Linked DNA regions of Homo sapiens: regions 2 and 3 are each linked to region 1. The links are chromatin loops, found by intact Hi-C in ENCODE. Cell type or tissue: PC-9. All regions are shown on one strand. Each heading gives the region's core, and the rest is flanking DNA. Links, peaks and the distances in the headings are about the cores only.

Evidence for each region. Peaks named below come from ENCODE experiments on the same cell type or tissue, not always from the same donor. Only the 100,000 strongest peaks of a DNase experiment are listed, where the experiment ranks them.
Region 2: a loop joins it to region 1, with 8 times the contacts of the local background. A loop is called at or near these places in 11 of 110 quality-filtered maps.
Region 3: it touches region 1 in a loop (4-fold over the local background); 6 of 110 quality-filtered maps call a loop at or near these places.

Annotation. Positions count from the first base shown.
Region 1 is chr3:191,234,635-191,240,852 of GRCh38, reverse strand. The region is part of intron 3 of OSTN (osteocrin); the gene reads right to left. Among named protein-coding and RNA genes, the nearest start is that of OSTN-AS1, 3.1 kb to the right of the region's middle. In PC-9, for the core only: no CTCF peak of the experiment used is centred there; DNase peaks (open chromatin) are centred at 2,292, 3,182 and 3,632; H3K4me3 peaks cover 871 bases; H3K27ac peaks cover 2,500 bases.
Region 2 is chr3:192,440,994-192,447,211 of GRCh38, reverse strand. The region is part of intron 2 of FGF12 (fibroblast growth factor 12); the gene reads left to right. Among named protein-coding and RNA genes, the nearest start is that of FGF12-AS2, 71 kb to the left of the region's middle. In PC-9, for the core only: CTCF peaks have their summits at 2,325 and 2,525 (motif pointing right); a DNase peak (open chromatin) is centred at 2,531.
Region 3 is chr3:190,880,850-190,887,067 of GRCh38, reverse strand. No RefSeq gene overlaps it. Among named protein-coding and RNA genes, the nearest start is that of SNAR-I, 6.0 kb to the right of the region's middle. In PC-9, for the core only: CTCF peaks have their summits at 2,441 and 2,646 (motif pointing left); a DNase peak (open chromatin) is centred at 2,657.

The sequences.
Region 1 (6,218 bases), core at 1,266-3,765:
TCCGGCGGCAGCTGGCTGCCATTTCCTAAGTGCATGCTAACAACCCTTTAGAGAGGTTTACATGGCAAAGAGCTAAGGCCTCTCGCCAACAGCCAGTGAGGAACAGAGACTTCCTGCCTTCAGCCAAGTGAGTGGGCCATTTTGGAAGTGAATACTCCAGCCTCAGTATAACTTTCAGATAACTGAAGCCCTGGCCAACATTTTCACTGTAACCTTGAGAGAGACCCTGAGCTGGAAAAAAATGAGTCAAGCTTTTCCTGGATTTCCGATGCACAAAAAGTGTGTGAGAACAAAAATGTTTATTGTCGTCAATTTTAGGTAATTGTTGCATAGCAATAGATATCTAATACCATGAGATTCACAGTGCTCTGAGATTCCGTGAGAGAAGAGACCACACCCAATTTGGGGGTTCTAGAAAAAACTTAGAAAACTTAGGAAAAACTTAAGGAGCATGTAGAAAAAATAAATGATCATCCATGAATCCTGCAATCTTGGTTACTGCAATTTAAAATTAAAATGCAAAACTAAAATGTTTACATTAGGATAGATATCACTATATACAACCTTGGAAGGACTGACATGTGAGAACAGACCAAGCTGAAGGACTTGGCAAGAACCTGTGAAGGATGAGAAGGAAAATAATCAAAGTGTACAAAACCATGTTAAAATTTAAATTCAAATTCCAGAATGATAGGATGAAGGAGCACATTAAATCTGAATGGTGATATGGTTTTAAGGAACCAAAACATAATGGCTTTTTTTCTCAATTCTACATTCAGAAACAGTAGAGAAATAAAATATGAGTGATCAATGTATAGTAAACAAAATGTCATTTTTATTGCTGATCAAGCTGAACATAAAGTGTGTCTTTACATCTGAATTTCACAGGGCTTCCTGTTGTTTTCTCCCTGTATTAGACAGACTTTTATAACTAGTCATTGTTTTCCAATAAAAAGAGGAAGCAAGCCGATAACCTGAACAGGCTCAACTACTCCTCCCAAACTGACCAATCAGAGAAGTGGCCATTCCTTCCCTGGGAAGGAGTGAATAAAAGGCTGGGCAAAAGCCAATTTTTTTCCTAACAGGAGTTCCTTCACATAGAGGACAGAAACAATTGGTTACCACTTAATAAATGGGGTAGTTTTGAATAACAAAAGAAAGTGCTAATTCACTTAGCAGAAAGTTTACTTTTGACTTCTAGGATTCTGTCTCAAAAGTGATAATTCACTTTTCAACAGATTCTGCTCAATTTATGATGAAGGTGCTGATTAGGCATAATGTCAGCTTCTGATGTATTATCTCAAGGAATTAGCCACATGGACAGGCATTCAGAAAGAAACCATGAGTACTGGAATCACATAATGAGATTTAAGTGACTGTACTGGCATGTTTAATTTGAAAATGGCTGTAGATGAGGCAGGAAAATAGGGTCTAGAGGCAGGGAACATAAGTCAGATTCACATTTCAGCTATGACAGAAAATATCCTCTCCATAGCGCATGCCCAGTATGTGACTTTGTAACTTTATTTCATCCCTTCACAGGGCATACACCAAGTAACCAATGGAATCCTCTAGAGGGTATTTAAAACCCCTCAAAATTCCATAACAGGGCCCTTGGGCCCCTTTGCTCAGGCCCGCTCCCACACTATGGAGTGTACTTTCATTTGCAATAAATTTCTGCATTTGTCACTTCATTCTTTCCTTGTTTCATCCTTTCCTTGCTTTGTTTGTGCGTTTTGTTTAATTCTTTGTTCAAGACGCCGAGAACCTGGACACCCTCACCAGTAATATAGAGTTTATCGTATAAGGCAGAGAGGATCTCCATTTACTTGGCTCATGAACCTTGAGAAGCGAATGAAACTTTTAAAACTTCTGTTCAGCAAATGTATTCATACAAAAATATCCTGTAGAATGTTCTTTTGAGGGTTAGGGTCTGTAATATACTTTGCAAAGCCTATATATGGAATCAGGTATTATCCCTTTTGGGAGAAAGTTTTAAAGCTTCATACATAAATTGGGTTGGGAGAAAAGGTAAAAGGACTGTCCCATCCTATGGTCTTGAGCTGAGCTGAGAAGAGGACTGCAGTAAAGAACAGTCACTGGCAACAATGGCCCAAGATCATTATGCTCAAAGGCATTTCCCACTGTGTAAGAAGGCAGCATTTAAAAGGGCGGCACACTCTTGTGAAAGAACATGGAATCTCCTCAAATCACTACCCCAAAGGGAAAGTTAAGTTCGGGAACTGAGTCAATACTACTGCCTTCCTTTTGTTTCTAAACTGATAGCTGTAATTCCACAACGCTGTATCACAGCCTCGTTTCCTCTACTCCCTCTTTTCACATGTTTACTTTATCTTATGTAAACTGTAGATTTACTGAGCATGAGAGAATGCATAATTGACTTTTCCCTCTACTTCCTCTTGTCATATGTAAAATGTAGATTTACTGAGGCTAATCAGAGCCTCACAAGAATGGAAGCATCTGCCTCACTGCCTGCCCTTTCTGCATTTTTCCCCCTCCTGCATGCTCTTTCCCCTTGAAAACACCCTTTGGAAAAAGCACAGGTCACAGGTGCTCCTGTGACTTGGATTTTTTTCCCCGCAAGTATCTTCAACTTTGGCCAAATATACCTCTGTTGATTGAGAAATGCCTCAGTCACATTTTGATTAACACTGTATCCCTTTTTTGTGTTTCCCACACCTGAAATGGAGCTCATTTTCAACTATGTCCTCTGGAGATGACCAAATAAGAGCTAAAAAAGAAAAGCATAAACCTTGAGATGCCGCGATTGGCTCAGTTCTGTGGCATTTCTTCACAACAAATTAGAAAGAAAATAAAATGTTAGACTTTTTACCTTAATCTTTGGGATTTTTGTCAAGAAGGGCAATCATATCTGACAAATTGAATCTGGCATTGCTATTCTCAACTTTAGCCTGAACCTGTTGTTACAGTGCATAGAGCTGTACTGGGGCATGAACAGGAACGGGGCAGAAGAGGGCCCCCACATCCCACCAGGAAAGTCAGGTGACCATAGGTGATGGTCAGGCATTTGTCACACTGCCTCTCTAAAATAATAATTGGTCACAGCCAGCACCAGGGAAAGGCAGTTTCTCTATAGATCAGAAATATCTGAAACTGGTGATTGGCATCTTCCTGATAAGATCTCAGGTGTTGGGTGAGTTTGCTCAAGCATGCGCTTTAAGAGGTCAAAAGGTGGCATTTAACTGGTACATGACCTTCTAGGGGCATTCCACTGAAAGAAGGATGCCAGGTGCTGGAAGCAGGCCAGCATATAATACCCTAAGGCCAAGGTCAAATGGGGCACTTGACCTCCAAGATGCCTGCTTGGCCTTCTTCCAAGTGTACTTCACTTTTCATTCCTGCTCTAAAGCTTTTTAATAAACTTCCACCCCACTCTAAAACTTGCCTAGCTTTCTTCTTCTGCTTTATGCCCCTCAGTCAAAGTCTTTCTTCTAAGGAGGCAAGAATTGAGATAGCTGCAGTCCCGTTAGGATAGAAATCCATATATCATGGATACAGTAATTCTAAAACTATTCATTTAATGCATATATTCTAAGTGAATCTCACTGTTCCTGGCCTTTGACAAATATCTTATTCACACAGAACTTTAATTTCTTTGTAGAAAGTCGCTTGAGGCAACGCATAATTGACTTTTGCCTCTACATCCTCATTTCACATGTAAAACCTAGATTTACTTAGGCTAATCAGAGCCTCACAAGAATGTCAGCATCTGCCTCACTGCCTGCCCTCCCTGCCATTTTTCCCCTCCTGCTTGCTCTAGCAGCTTTGTAGAAAGCTACTTTCTGCAAAGAAATTAAGTGGAAAGTCACGGCCTTGGAGTTAAACAATCTGGCATGTAATTTATATCAACATAATCTCAGGGAAATCATTTTATCTCTCCGAAAACATAATAAAATGTGGATCCTAATGTCAGAGGCATTTGAACCAGAGTGACTCCATCTTGAATAGGGGCTGGGTAAAAAGAGGCTAAGACTTGCTGGACTGCATTCCCAGAAGGTCAGGCATTTTAGTCAGAGGATGTTTACAGTTAAGAAAACAAGTTAATAATGTTTATGGAAGAGATCCAGGACTTAGCAGGTCCAGAAAATATCCTGATGTCACGATATCTTAAGAACAAAAGTATTCTTAGTTTAAGAGTAAGTTTCACTTTAAAGATAATAATATAAATTATTGTGGAAGACAGTAGTTATACAAAGATTAACAATCCTTTGTCCCAAGCCCTTGTAGTAGCGCACATCTCCCCAAGGATTGTTTTTTTTTTTGCGTTATTATCTTATATATAAACAAGCATTATACCTAAAATGGACGCATTCCTCCTCTTGCTTTTGGGCCCTACTCTCTATGGAGTAGGCATTTTTTTGTTTCTTCATTTCTGTAATAAAATTGCTTTCACTTTACTCTGTGGACTTGCCTTAAATTCTTTCTTGTGTGACATCCAAGAACCCTCTCTTGGGGTCTGGTTCGGGACCCCTTTCTGGTAACAATACCTCCTTCTTAGTGTGTGATAGAGATTTTTAAAAAAGAATGTACCAGAATATTAAAATGGGATGCTTTCTATCTCAGTTTTTGGCTGTGGCTTTAAAAGGCTGAGTAAAAAAGAGACAGAAAGAGAGAAAGTATGTGGGAAGTATTTCGTTTTGCATTCCAAAGTGAGGTGCTAGACTTATGTAGTACTTCCAAAGGAGGTTGCTACAAACTTAGTTTTTTCCAACTTCAATCCAATAAAAGGATTCATATTGAATAGCTCAGGAAGGGAGAATTTCTTGGGAGCAAGTTATTGAAAAACAATGGCATTTTCCTTCCTCCTTCATATGGGGAAAGGGCTTTGAGAAAAACACTTCGAGTTTAAAATATGTCCATTGAAGCATGGTGAACCTAATAAAATAGTGTCTATGAAATCTAAAGGGCAAGAAGCTGTGAGAATTGGCTTGATACCAGACTGAAGAGATGACTGCACCAAGAACTGCTTCACTTTCAGTAATGAGAGTCAAGGATGTGGGTTTTCTGTGGGCAGATGTAGAGCATGTGGAGAGAGTCAGCCTGGGTCAATTATAAAAGGGACCTTGCCCCAAGGGCTTTCTGTCAGGGCTGATGGGGGAAGCAAACTCATCAGGATGCTGATGGTGGTGTCAAATGCAGAAGATGAGAGAGTAGGGTGAGGATGAGGGGCATAGCAGATCTGCCAGAAGAGGAGTATTATTGGAGGTAAGGACGCCTATGTTACTATTCGCACTGGGGGTTATGTGACCCCCAGAAACATTCCAAGATGAGTCAGCTTTGAGCATTCACCAAAGCCATGAGGGCACAAAGACAGGTCATGATATTATGTCAAGTAAGACTTTGTTTTACTTCTCTGCATGCATCTCCATCCCCAGTTCTGGAGGAGACAAAAGGCAGCCTACTGTGATAGGGGAGATTGTGAATATAAACTGGCCACAAGCTCCTTCCCACTGAAGCCTTCCAGGATGAATGGGGTCCAAGCTAGGGAAAAGAGAAGCTTTATTAGTATTCATGGTTTGGGGTCACATATAAGAATGGTTATTTGAATTACTGTTATATGGTTATTTTTCTAGTACAAGTAACCATAGGGATTCTTATTATTTTGATGTGGCCAGTAGAGCCATTAATACCTGCCTTTGGGTTTACTCAAGGGGTAGGGAACAACAACTACCACTGAGTGGGTTGGAATGCATGGGGATGGGAGGAAAAGCTGTTTTTTCTGATTATGACTTATGGAGTTTTTCTCTTTCAATTAGGTGGTATAATAACAATATTCTGGAGCAAAGTGTTTCTTGACCTAAATCTACAGAATGTGTATAATTTTGCTGGCTATCTTCCCTCTGCTCTCAGATGTATGCTGCCTTTTCTCACCCTACTTTCAGTCCTAGGAGGCTGATCTTTTTGGAACATATAAATGTTCCTGTGCCCTCTGGCTTTGGTGTGGATCAAGCAATAGATAATTTGGGGAAGACAGAATAGAGGAAGAGGAGGAGAGAGGTCAGGATAATTTTCTCCTGGCCACTCCTTGCAAGACCTCTTCCCGGGAGTATGCTCCTGAAGAAAAGTCACTACTTTTCTTTTCTTTTTGTGCTTTGCTTTTTTTTTTTTTTTTTTCAGATGGTGTCCCGTTCTGTTGCCCAGGCTGGAGTGCAATGGCGTGATCTTGGCTCACTGCA
Region 2 (6,218 bases), core at 1,589-4,088, 1.2 Mb before region 1:
CAGTTTTCAAGCATCGGTTATCAGCCAAGCACTCTAGGAACACAGCAACAAATGAGTGGCTGTGATTTCCTTTCCCTTGATTACTATTTCCTCTACTGGGGAAGACAATAAATAAGCGATTGTCTTAAAGACTGATTAGGTTGAAGATGGGAAAAAATTAAGAGTATTAGGAAAGTTTATCTACAAGGGAGATCACATCCAATCTAAAGGTGCAGTATTATTGCTGCTAAAGTTTTGTTTAAGCAAAGACTAAAAAGATGAATAGAAATCTGCCAAATGTAAAAGGACAGGACACGTGATGGTGGACGGGAGTGAGAACGAAGGATTAGGGATCTCAGGAAGACTGAGGAATTGTTGGGAAGTGGTGGAAGAAAATACTGTAGGACAGGAGGGAGGTGAGTCAGAGTTGGATGTTTCAGATGAAGATTTCAGAGGTGGTGTATGTCCATGTTTGCCTTGGATGCGAGTTGTGAGGCAGGATGGAGGAAAATATTATTCAAGGTGAGGATGCCGGTGGTCTGACGGCTGGTGCTGGATGCGTTACACATGTAGATGCTGACCTCACTGGAAAGACAATGGAGAGGAGTAGAAAGGAAAGACCATCTCTGTTTGCTGACTACTGTCAGACTATGCATCTTTAAAGACCCACGGGAAGCAGAACTTCTACGAGGCCATCTGTGAATTGCCCAATTTGATACATGTTGTCATTCTTTTAATTCCATAGCATCTAATGGTTCATTGCATAACTTGGTGCTCAACGAGCATTTGCTTAATTTAATGCTTCCGTGATACATCACTGTTAGAAACGGATGTGTTGAGCTAAATGAACTGTGTGTTTAACCTGCATCTATTGTTATGTTCCAACAGTTCAGGCAAACTGAATTGCCGATTCTGAAAGCAGTTTTGTTGAGAGAATACCAATCTATGTTTTTCACTTGGTATACAGCCATATAGTTTAGAAAGAATTTCCCTGTATTTGTGCTAAAAGGGTAAAACTATAGCTTTTTAAGTAGTCACTTAATGTTTATATTTCTGTTCAGTGTCTGGGTATAGTCTCACTTTTCTGTAGATAAACTTGCAACTTCAAATGACAGGCATGAATTCGAGACAGATGTCTCCCATGTCTGGAATCAAGACAAATTATATCACTTGGCTGTCACAAAGAATGCCTCTTTTGACGTTATGGAGCAATTTGTTTAATGACACAATTGCTAGGCTGTGGAACAGATGACTGTCTCCTTTGTTGCTTAGAATTCCTGGGGCACTGCAGAGAGCCAAGCAGTTGCAAAATGATTGGTGTGTCTGGATAACTCTGCAGTCACGGTGCCTGAGTGGCAGAGGAGAGGAACAACTCTGTTCTACTGGTGGCAGCTGTTCTGCCACTTTAGGGAAGGTGGGAGGTTTGTTTTCTGGTGGCCGTGCTGCCAATCTTTTTGCTTGGCTAATTATTTGAATCCATAGGATTCCAAGAGCAAACTCATAAGAGTTTGGGATGAACTCTTTAAACCTTGCCACGTGCAAAACGCTGCTGCATGTATTCTGAAAGCCCATGGAAAGAGAAGCGTGAGAGACCCCCACCTTTCAGAATTTCTAGGTGAAGATATGGATCTCTGATGAGCTAAAATAGGAAGGTGGAGTAAAACGACCCCTGGATAAGGATGTTCTTGGGGTGAAGGACTCAGGAAAAGGCATCTGTTTGAATTTTCTAGAATAAATTGGGAAAGCTTTCTAGATGAGATGCTCTAGGAAGCTGGGCTATAAAAAACTAGTAATAGTGTAATTTGCAAGAACAATGGCAATTCTATTCCTAAATTGCTTAATTCCTGGATTCAATGAAGAAAGCAGTGGGGTCTCTAACTGGAGCGCACAGTGTGCAAGAGAATCAACTAGATGCTAACCTCAAATGCCCCTTCCTGGGATTCAGCCCCAGAAATTCTAATTCAGTTGATGTTGGGTAGGGCCTAAGAAGCTGCACTTACAACAAAAAAGTATAGGTTATTTCAATGCAAATGTCTATAAATCACACTCCTCTGTGAATTGCTGGTGTTAAATATGAAAAGGTAACTTGTTTTTGCAAAATGGATGGTAGTTTCAAAGATAGAAGAGATTCTTCAGGAAAGATTTAATGGAAGAGTAGTAATTAGTGCTCTGCTTTAAAGCATGGTGGAATTTACTGCCCAGATACTATGTAAATTTTAACTTGAATGCAATCTGCATAATTAGTGCTCTTTTTTCTTTCTTTAAATTTCTGTTACAAATCTTTTATTTAAAGAAGCGAAGCTACTGTTGTCCTTCACCTTAAATTTTACCTGAGGACGGATTCACCGTACAGATATTTCTCCTGCTACTCAGAGAATCCCTAAGATAGAGAATTCATGAATTCAGGCTTCGCTTCACTGACTGGAAGGTGTTCAAGCCATTTAAAAATACAATTCTCTTAAACGTGTTTTGAGAGCTAAGCCGAAACACAGTCTAATTCGCAGAGGGAAGCAATTTCCCTCATGTCCACGAGGTGGCGCTCGCCCACCACTCCTGGCCTCCTGTGCGTAGCAAGCAGGGCTGTGATGGTGTCTAGAAGCTGAGAGAATCTGGGGAGATCCTGTCAGCATTATGGCATAGGCTTGTTTGAATTATTCTTAGAACATAGAATGACAATATACTCTGCTTTTTTCCCCACTGGTTCCAGTCTTGTCTAATGCTGAAGGTCACATTATCTTGTTCCAGAAGCAATGTTAGGATCAATTGGCTAACTAGAAGAAACAAAGACAGTTTCACAGAAAGGCAAGATAAAAAAAAAGACAAAAGGAACAAACAAAGAGGGCTGAGTCAAAAGCATGGAATCCTTCTAATAAACCTACTGAATGGGAAATGTTGGAAGGTGTGAAGAGAGAAGGAAATTGTGGCGGATGATGAATTCAGGTTTGAAAAAAAGTGAGCTCAAATCTTTCTTCTCCTTTTTTCAAGGTCAGCTGTCAAGGTCAGACCGGAGAGAACTGGAGGGGATATGGGTGATGTCACACACTGTGGCAGGCTGGGCGTTGGTTTTAGGGCTTGGCTACGGAACTCAAGGCGGCCAGACTGATGGTCATTTTCCTATTTCTTCCTCACAATCAACTCGTTAAAGTCCATGCAAATGTCTGTGGTTTGGTGAAGAATTATTACTTTATTATGGCACTATAGGGACTTCCGGAACTCTGAGAATCCATGGTCCTGAGTTGAGAGGAGGTCTGTAAGTCCTGGATAAGCCCAGTGCCTGACATTGGGCCAGCATTGCACCTTGCAGCGCCAGTGCTTCTCAGCCACTCTGTTTGAGCTCTCTTGTTGCTACCTGCCCCACCTGCTATTCTCCTGGTTCCCATAAGCTACAGAACCTTGTGTGTGCATCATGGAGCAGAACTTGACCATGATGGGGAATTTCCATCCTGGCTTATTTTGTGTGAAGCAAATAAATAATTGTGAAAAGGGTAAAGCAAAGTCCAAATGAAAATGCAGATTTTGCTGAGCTGGAAATCATCTTTAAATTTTTTTGCTTGTTTTCATAACTTATAAGGTATATTGAGAGACATTTTGAACTCAGGTCTTAACCGAAATGTTATTTTAAATATTGAGCCAAAACAAAATTATTAGCTGTAAGTTTTGAAGCAGAATGCTGATTATGTTGCAACTGCTTTTCAAAATCTTCAATGGCCTGAAAGATACAGTTAAATACTAACCTAGGTATTCAAAGCTCTCCAACAACCTTTCCAGCCCTACTTATTACTACTGTCCTGCAATACTTAAGTTATTTATATTTTTATAAAATATCTATCTTCTATATTATTATCCACATTTAAAATCTGTATGTAAGAGCAGAAAAGAATATTCCATTCTATCACAACTCAGTTGTGGATATAGGAGCTACAGTGACACAATTGTACAAAGCAGTGAAAACCTCACTTAAGGTTATCTCTGAATACTATGATGTTTACGTATTTTCCAAAGAGGATGGATATGCTTGAAAATGTCTGAATTTCTCTGTGTTGTATCAACTGAAATCCAGTCTTCCCAAATAAAACTCCTTCTTTCAGCTTAATCAAAGATCTTGTTAATAAAGATGGAAGACACGGCCGGGCACGGTGACTCACGCCTGTAATCTCAGCACTTTAGGAGGTTGAGGCAAAGTGGATCATGAGGTCAGGAGTTCAAGACCAGCCTGGCCAAGATGGTGAAACCCCGTCTCTACTAAAAATACAAAAAATTAGCCGGGCATGGTGGCAGGCACCTGTAATCCCAGCTACTAGGGAGGCTGAGGCAGGAGAATCGCTTGAACTCGGAGGGCGGAGGTTGCAGTGAGCCGAGACTGCGCCACTGCACTCCATCCTGGGTGACAGAATGAGACTCTGTCTCAAAAAAAAAAAAAAAAAGATAGAATACATGTGGCTCCCATTTCTCTATCTGAAAACAATAACAGGTTCTTTAGCTAGGGCTCATCTCAGTTACCAGGCAGCATTATTTTGGTACCATCTGAATAAAAGAATTCATGTAAATACTGAGATTTTGGGTTTACTGAAGGTTAATTCAGAATTGATTACATACACCAGTGTGATGATATTCACATTTCTTTATCATCTTCTCTCCAAAGAAAAACATGTGTGTAATCTTGACTTCTTTTCTCTGTCCCAGATAGACAGTACATCTGTAACTTGTTTGGGCATCTTCAGATTCTTTTCCCTCTGGCACCTAAAACTTATAGAATCCAACTAGACTCACCAACATCTTAGTCTGTCTTGAGTCTATTATCTTTTCTTTTATAATATTGCTGATTTCACTTAATTGTCTCATGCATTTATTCAATTAATAATCAGTAGATGTCCATACTGTGCCAAGCCCAGTGCTATACTGGAAGCAGCTTTCATCCACAAACCATTGTTTTTCACTATATAGTCAGTGCGCAATGCAGTGTAGTAAACACTGGATATATATCAGCCCAATGAATGCACAGACATACAGAGGTGAACAAGAGACATGTGTTCCCTGCCCACTGAGCTTGAATACAAGGGTCATGTCACAGACTTCTTTGAATCATTCACCTCTGGCAGTTTATTTTGCACTACAGGTCCTCTGTCCTCTGTCTCTAGTTGGTCGTCCTGTGGGCAAAAGAAAGTCTCACTCAACAATGCTCTAATTTTGATCTATATAGTTACTGTAAATCAAAATTAGGCTTCTAAAATGTATGTACAATTGTTGGCATTAAAGTGAGTCAGCAGCAATAGCAGTTTTATTATTGTCGTTCTAAGGGAAACTTAAGCTATAATGAGTTCATCTAACCTAGAGAGTAAAATTCTGGTACAAGTATGGACCTTGGGATTACAAACAGGAAAATTCTGTAATGGATGAAATTGTTCACTGGGAAACCAGGCCAGTCTTTGAGAGGTAATTGGTACCTTTCCGTATCTGCTCACAAGATTCTGGCCTTAGAATTGCTAAGGACTCACTTGTTAAACAATTGTGTTTCCTAAAGTGGAATTTCTCTTGCTATCTCTTGGACAAGAAGAAAATAATCCAGACAATCTTAGGGGTGAAACTAAGTGCTGACGTTTCTCATTTGAAGGAGTCTTTTCATACTGGAAATGAACAGTGCTTTCAGTTTATTGCTTCTTTCTTCATCCTCAAATAATTGAGTAAAGAGGTTCTTTCTGTGGCTCCCTGGGTCTAGGCTGTGACAATAGGATGTCAGAAAAAAACGTGCAACATCACTGGGAGAGGCGTTACAGGGAAGGAAACTGAGGCACAGAAGGAGAAGAGGCTGACCCCAGATCAGAGAGTCAGTGGCTGAACTGGGGCTAGAACCCTGGTTTCATGACTACCTAACTAATACTTTTTCTACTGGCTAAATCCTCCCTCAGATTCCCCCAGTCAAAGATTCATTTGCTCATGCCTTTATTTATCCAACATTTACTCAGAAAAAGATAAGGAAAGCTGTCCTAATTTCTGTGATGAATGCTGTTGCTTTAAAGTATACTATCTCATTTCACTGAATCTTCAATATTTATAATGGAGGCAGTTGAAGCCCAAGAAAGTGAAATAATTTGCCCAGTTTTACGTAGCTAGTTAAGTGGCAATACTGGCATTAGGACTCAACTCCACAAAATAAGTCTCTTTTTATTATGCCATAAACCATTGCCGGTGCCCAAAACAGTGTTAGGGATTGGGAAATGAACAGTATTTAATTTATCAGA
Region 3 (6,218 bases), core at 1,589-4,088, 350 kb after region 1:
ACAAGGTTTATTTTCCGTAAAAAGCAGGCAAACGCCCTGCTTTATCTTTTACTTTCTGCACTCTCAGGTGCTGCAATTTTTTTTTGTGCTACCTGCTCCTGTGTATAAAGCTCACCTAGTCATCAGCTGTCAGTGTGTACCCTTGCAATATAGCCACTACTTCATTCTCTCAGTTCCATTCATACTACAAGGTAAGATAGAGCAGCCATACATGCTTATGTAATAGTTGAATAAATGGACTTGGGAGTTTGCTCCATAAAAGTAGCCATTTTAACATCAAAGACATCTCACTGAGATATCCAGTCAAGTGCATTCCTTTATCATATTTTACCAGAAAATAATCCCCTGCATTGGGGATTATTAGATAAACACCCAAATTCACACACACACACTCACACACACATACTCATGCACACACACAGACTTTTCTCACTGATGTATTCTTGTGTGTCTGTGGATGCTGCATACGCTCCCTTAACAGGTACATTCAGAGCAGAAGAAATGAATTATATATTATGAATTAAAAAACCCAAGTCCAGAGGTCTTGGTATTTGACCAAGATGAAACTATTAGTAAAAAGCAGATCTAGGATTTAAATACAGATCTTCTCAGTTTATTTTTAGTATTCTTTCACCTGCCCTATAATTTTTCACACAGGCATATAATTAGTTAAATTTGAGTAATCAAAATGTATGTAGCATTTTTCCTTCAATAGAATATTTGCCATATTTGTATTCATTAATAACTCAATCTAAAATATGTTATTTGTTTTACTAACACCAAGTAATATATGAACTATGTGAATTTCATGAAAAAATAGTGCTCCAAATTAGAGAAACAGCATTTTGAGAGTAAGAGTAAGAGCAAGAGAGAGAGGGAGAAGAAATTAAATGCTTAAACATAATTAGCATACCTGAATAGGAAAAGAGATACTACCAATTAAGTCAGTTGGCTTGTCATCTTATGTTCCCATATCAGAACTTTGATAGGTCAGAAAAGACATAGAAAGAGAACAAATAAAGAATAACACTCAGTAAATGGATCAAAACTATACCTATCCCAACCTTGAAATCTTTTAGTCTTAAAAGTCAGCTGAGAGTCTCATGTAAAAGAGGATGAGTTTCCAGTAAAAATCCTTGAGGCTTCTGAATAAAGTGAACACACTGTGAGATAACAAATGGAATATCTAATACTAGAGAATAAAGAGTTAATAAAATAATAGAGAAAACAAGTATTTAAAATGCAGATATAAATATTCTCAAAAATTTAAACATGTTGAAAAACAAGAAGCAAGAATCAATTGGAGACACTGGTTGTCGCAAATACATATGGCTGGAATAAGAAAGAACCTTGGCTGGGCGCGGTGGCTCACGCCTGTAATCCCAGCTCTTTAGGAGGCTGAGGCAAGTGGATCATCTGAGGTCAGGAGTTCAAGAACAAACTGGCCAACATGTTGAAACCCTGTCTCTGCTAAAAAATACAAAAATTAGCTGGGCGTGGTGGTGGGCGCCTGGAATTCCAGCTACTCAGGAGGCTGAGGCAGGAAGAATTGCTTGAACCCAGAGGCGGAGGTTGCAGTGAGCCAAGATTGTGCCACTGCACTCCAGCCTGGGTGACAGAGTGATACTCCGTTTCAAAAACAGACAAACAAACAAATAAACAAATAAATAAATAAAACTAACCTGAAAGTATTAGCTGACTAAAAGAATGGATACAGCCTAATTAAAAAAATGGAGGTTAGGAAGAGACTTAGTAACACTCCCATAATAGAAATACCAGAAATAAAGAAAGAGAATAAAAAAGAGGCAATGAATGAAAAGAATAACTCAGAATTCATTATAATTAAAGCCATAAAAGCTCAGACTGAAAAGTTATGTACGATTTCAATCCTTCAAGAGACGAACATTCCTGCACCTAAAGACACACTGAAATATAAAAGTATTAAAGATATTATCTAAGAGATCCCCAAAGAATAAGCAAATAGTCTACAAAGGAAGCAAAGAATCAAAGTCATGTTAACTCTTCTTAATCTAAGAATATATTCACTGTTTTCATAATTTAACAAATAATAGTAATAAAAATGCAAATTAACTTCTCATCTCAAACTACATTATTCTTAGGATGATGAATAGATGTTTATTTGTTCTTCACAAACTTCCCAATCCTGATTTCCTTGAAATTTAATAAATAAGTTTATAATAACTTTATTGTTAAACAGGTCGTTGTCAAATTGCATTTGTCTACTTTCTAAAACATATTCTTAGAAAGTACACAGGGGCATCATAACTCTGTTTTACAATATCATCAAGCAGAGAATTATCTCAGTTGAGAATGATGGCTTTTAAAAAGAATCCTACTCTCATAATTGTACTTATTTTCCATTGGTTTCTAAATGTGCTTCCCTATATTTTCATAAATTTAAAGATAGAGGACAAAAACTTCAAGACCTGGTTGGTATTTAAAGCGAATTAAGTTAGCTTCATGCTACAGAGTCATAATAATACAAAATTCTAGAATTACTGCAACATTTATTTCTTTTACATTAAATTAAAAGGAGAAATTACATTTTTCAATCAGAATGTGTATTGCGATAAAGGGACATTTATTCCTTACTTCAGTCTAAACGTATTAGAAAAGTCTCCCAGAAGCTCCCTCTAGCGTCTGAAGGATGCAACAGCTCACTGGCAAAGGATTTGTGAGACAAACAGATGTGAGAATTTTAGTGTCTAAAATGTATGGCTCAAAGAGCATGGAGATCATCAACTCCAACACGCATTCTTCTTACAAATGGGAAAACTAAAGGTCCAGAGAGAATGCTTTGTCTAAGCTTACGCTGTTAGTGGTAGATCAAGTAGAAGTCAGGTCTCCTGGCTTCTAGTCCACAGAGCATTCCATTCTACTCTGTAGACTTGGATTTGGAATAAACAGGCCCAGAGCAGAATAAAAGCAGAAAATTTTAAGAAAATGAGATTTTTTTTAATTGAAGAATGTAAGGGATGAGGAAACAGTCATTGGGATAAAGGAGGAAACAACGAGGTTAACATTAATGAAAAGGGCTAGGGAATCATAGTTATATGTTTAAAGAACAGGAACCCAGGGCGGGCGCGGTGGCTCACGCCTGTAATCCCAGCACTTTGGGAGGCCGAGGCAGGCGGATCACGAGGTCAGGAGATCGAGACCATCCTGGCTAACACGGTGAAACCCCGTCTCTAGTAAAAAGACAAAATAAAATAAAATAAAATAAAATAAAATAAAACATAAAATAAAAAATTAGCTGGGTGTTGGCGCGTGCATGTAGTCCCAGCTGCTCGGGAGGCTGAGGCAGGAGACTCGCTTGAACGCGGGAGGCGGAGGTTGCAGTGAGCCGAGATCGCGCCATTGCACTCCGGTCTGGGTGACAAAGTGAGACTCCGTCTCAAAAAAGAAAGAGAAAGAAAAAGAAAGAAAGAAAGAAGGAAAGAAAGAAAGAAAGAAAGAAAGAGAAAAAGAAAGAAAGAGAACCCAGAGACAGGGTGATTAAGATGATGAGTTAAAATTTACCATACTTGAGAGCTTATTGATAGATGATTGGAAATATTCTTAAATTGAACATTTGCAAAACTATGAATTTTATTTGTGGGTCTTAAGATCACTAATGAAGTTTAGCTACTAATTCCCCACTTATTAAAATCTATTACTTAACTATTATTCTCTTCTTGTCACCTGTCTCAGTAGAGATTGCTGACAATGCAGAACATGAAAATGCCAAAGCAAAACAATAAACCTTGATTTCCTGCCCTATCCTAGTTCATGATAATGGACTGGCAGCGGGGTCGTTAGTTAAAACAGCCATGATATATTATCCTTAAATAGTGTGTGCAACTTTTGTTCTCCTCATCCTTCTCCCAGAGCGCACAAAGGACAATGCCTCTCTAGAGAAATCTCCAAGAATGAGCTACCTTTAGAAACACAAACTGCAAACAGCCTCATAGCTTTATCCTTAGGTATGTGGCTTTTGTCTTCATACCGTTTCTGGGAATTAGTTTGTAAAAAATAAATTCAACTATTTCTTTTTAATGAGTATTGAATGTGAGAGCGCGCTGTATGTATAGAGAGGTACATCAAACAGGTCATAGTCTGATGGGGAAAACAGGAAGGTACAGAAGTGGGAAATATTGTTTCTAGTACCTTTCAATTCTCAGAACTTTTTACATCTTAGCAATTGTGGAATGTGATGCTGAATGCTCTGGAGATATTATTACCAAATACATACTGTCAGGTACTAAGGATACTTGATACATGAGCTACTGTTCACCAACAATACCAGTGTAGGAGGTGAGTGAATAAGGAAGATATAGCTGCAGTGGAACTCTAACAAATAAAAACGTGTTAGACAAGAAGCTTCCACATGGAATAATGCAGTGTGAGCACTGAATTTTAAAAAGTGTTGAGTATGCTGGGGAATTGCAAGTAAGTAGATGAGAATTTCTGAGTTTCTATGCTACATCATTTTATGGAATGAAATAACAAAACTCCTCAAGGCTGGCTTGTTTACTCATTAATTGAGCTGTTTCTTGCCAGACAAAAATGGTAGAGATTTGGCGATAAATTTCTGCTAAGTCACTTTGAAAAATGAGAGGACTTCATAGTAATTTAGTTCTTTTTTATTTTCAATTTTCACAATCATCATCATAAATAAAGACAAATACCTAATAAGCTAAAATATATTGAGAATCAAACTTGTGCAATGTTCTACAATTAGTGTTTTTACCAACGTCAATCACGTTTTATTTTTGCAGAAAACTTTTAACTCTGAGGCAATACTATATAACCAATAACATAAGAGAAACAGCCAAAGCATCAGCACATTCCACAAAAATCTTCATCACATCGTTTGGCAAGTTTCTGTATCTAAAATAATATATAAAATACATGATTCCTTGTTTTTTATGTGAAACATTAAAGTAAACTTAGAGAGCTATACTTAAGAAAGTTTTATAAATCTGATGGAAATATCATTGAATCTAAAATGTTGGGGAAGACGTAAGTGCTGTAAAAATGTTCCAGTAATGAACAAGAAGTTGGAGGCTTCATGAAATTGGACAATAGTTCAGTACAGGGAACTATGGTAGAAGACTAGATGCAAAAAGAGATCTAAGTTCCAATAGCAATTTTACATATATGTATATATAAATATGCATATATATGCGTGTATATATATATACGCATATATATGTGTGTATATATATATACGCATATATATGTATATACACACATACATATATATAAAATCTCTAAGGCATGTTATTAAAGCACTAATTAGACTAAATCAAGTTGATGGTTTTCACCCCTCACCACAACTTCCGTTTCTTCTTCTCATACCCAGGAGTATTCAACTGCTCATGTGAGAGCCTCAAGTCCAGAAAATTATTCAACAAATTACTACTCCAAAAGGTTGTCTAAAGTGAATCGGAGACTATTTTCTAGAGAAAGAGATCCAAATACATTGTAGTAGCTTTGGGATACCTTTCACAATATCACCTTATCCAATTATCTGGCAATAATCCATTAGCTATCACTTTTTTCACTTACTGTGCTTGCTCTCTGACCCCAGTTAATTAATTTAAGCTGTTCAGTTTTTGATTGAATTTTTGGCAAATTTTATGTTTTGCTATAAATGTTGTGAGAAATAAAATTTCATTTGAATTTACGTCTTCATTTCTTAATATTTTCTTACATTACGGTCCTAAAGTAGAAATAATAAATAGGTATTAAGTAAATATTCTTTATATCTATTACCAAAGTGTTTTACATAAACATTTTACTAATGTATGCTTGTGTGACTATAGTTTTGACAACACTGAGTTATACCTTTAATTTTATTTTCTACTAGGAAAAGTAATATCTCATTTTAATTTGTGATGTAAAAATAATTGGTAAGAAAAACAGTAAGAAGTAAAAATTCTAAATTATTTCAGCAAAATCTAGAAATAAGTGCATAAAATAGAGCATAAAAACATTTTAAAGGTCTCTTGGGAGGGGCAGATGAGAGTGAGAGAGGTAGCTAAAAATAGTTTTTAAATATAATCTTATTGGAGTGGAAGGAAAGAATGAAAAACTAGAATGTTTCCCTGAGATAACTAATTGAGTTTATCAGAGTCAATATACAAAAATAGAGTACCAAAGCTTTGACCAAACTTGATCCACCTGTTTTCAAATATACTAGTTCCACTTCTTAC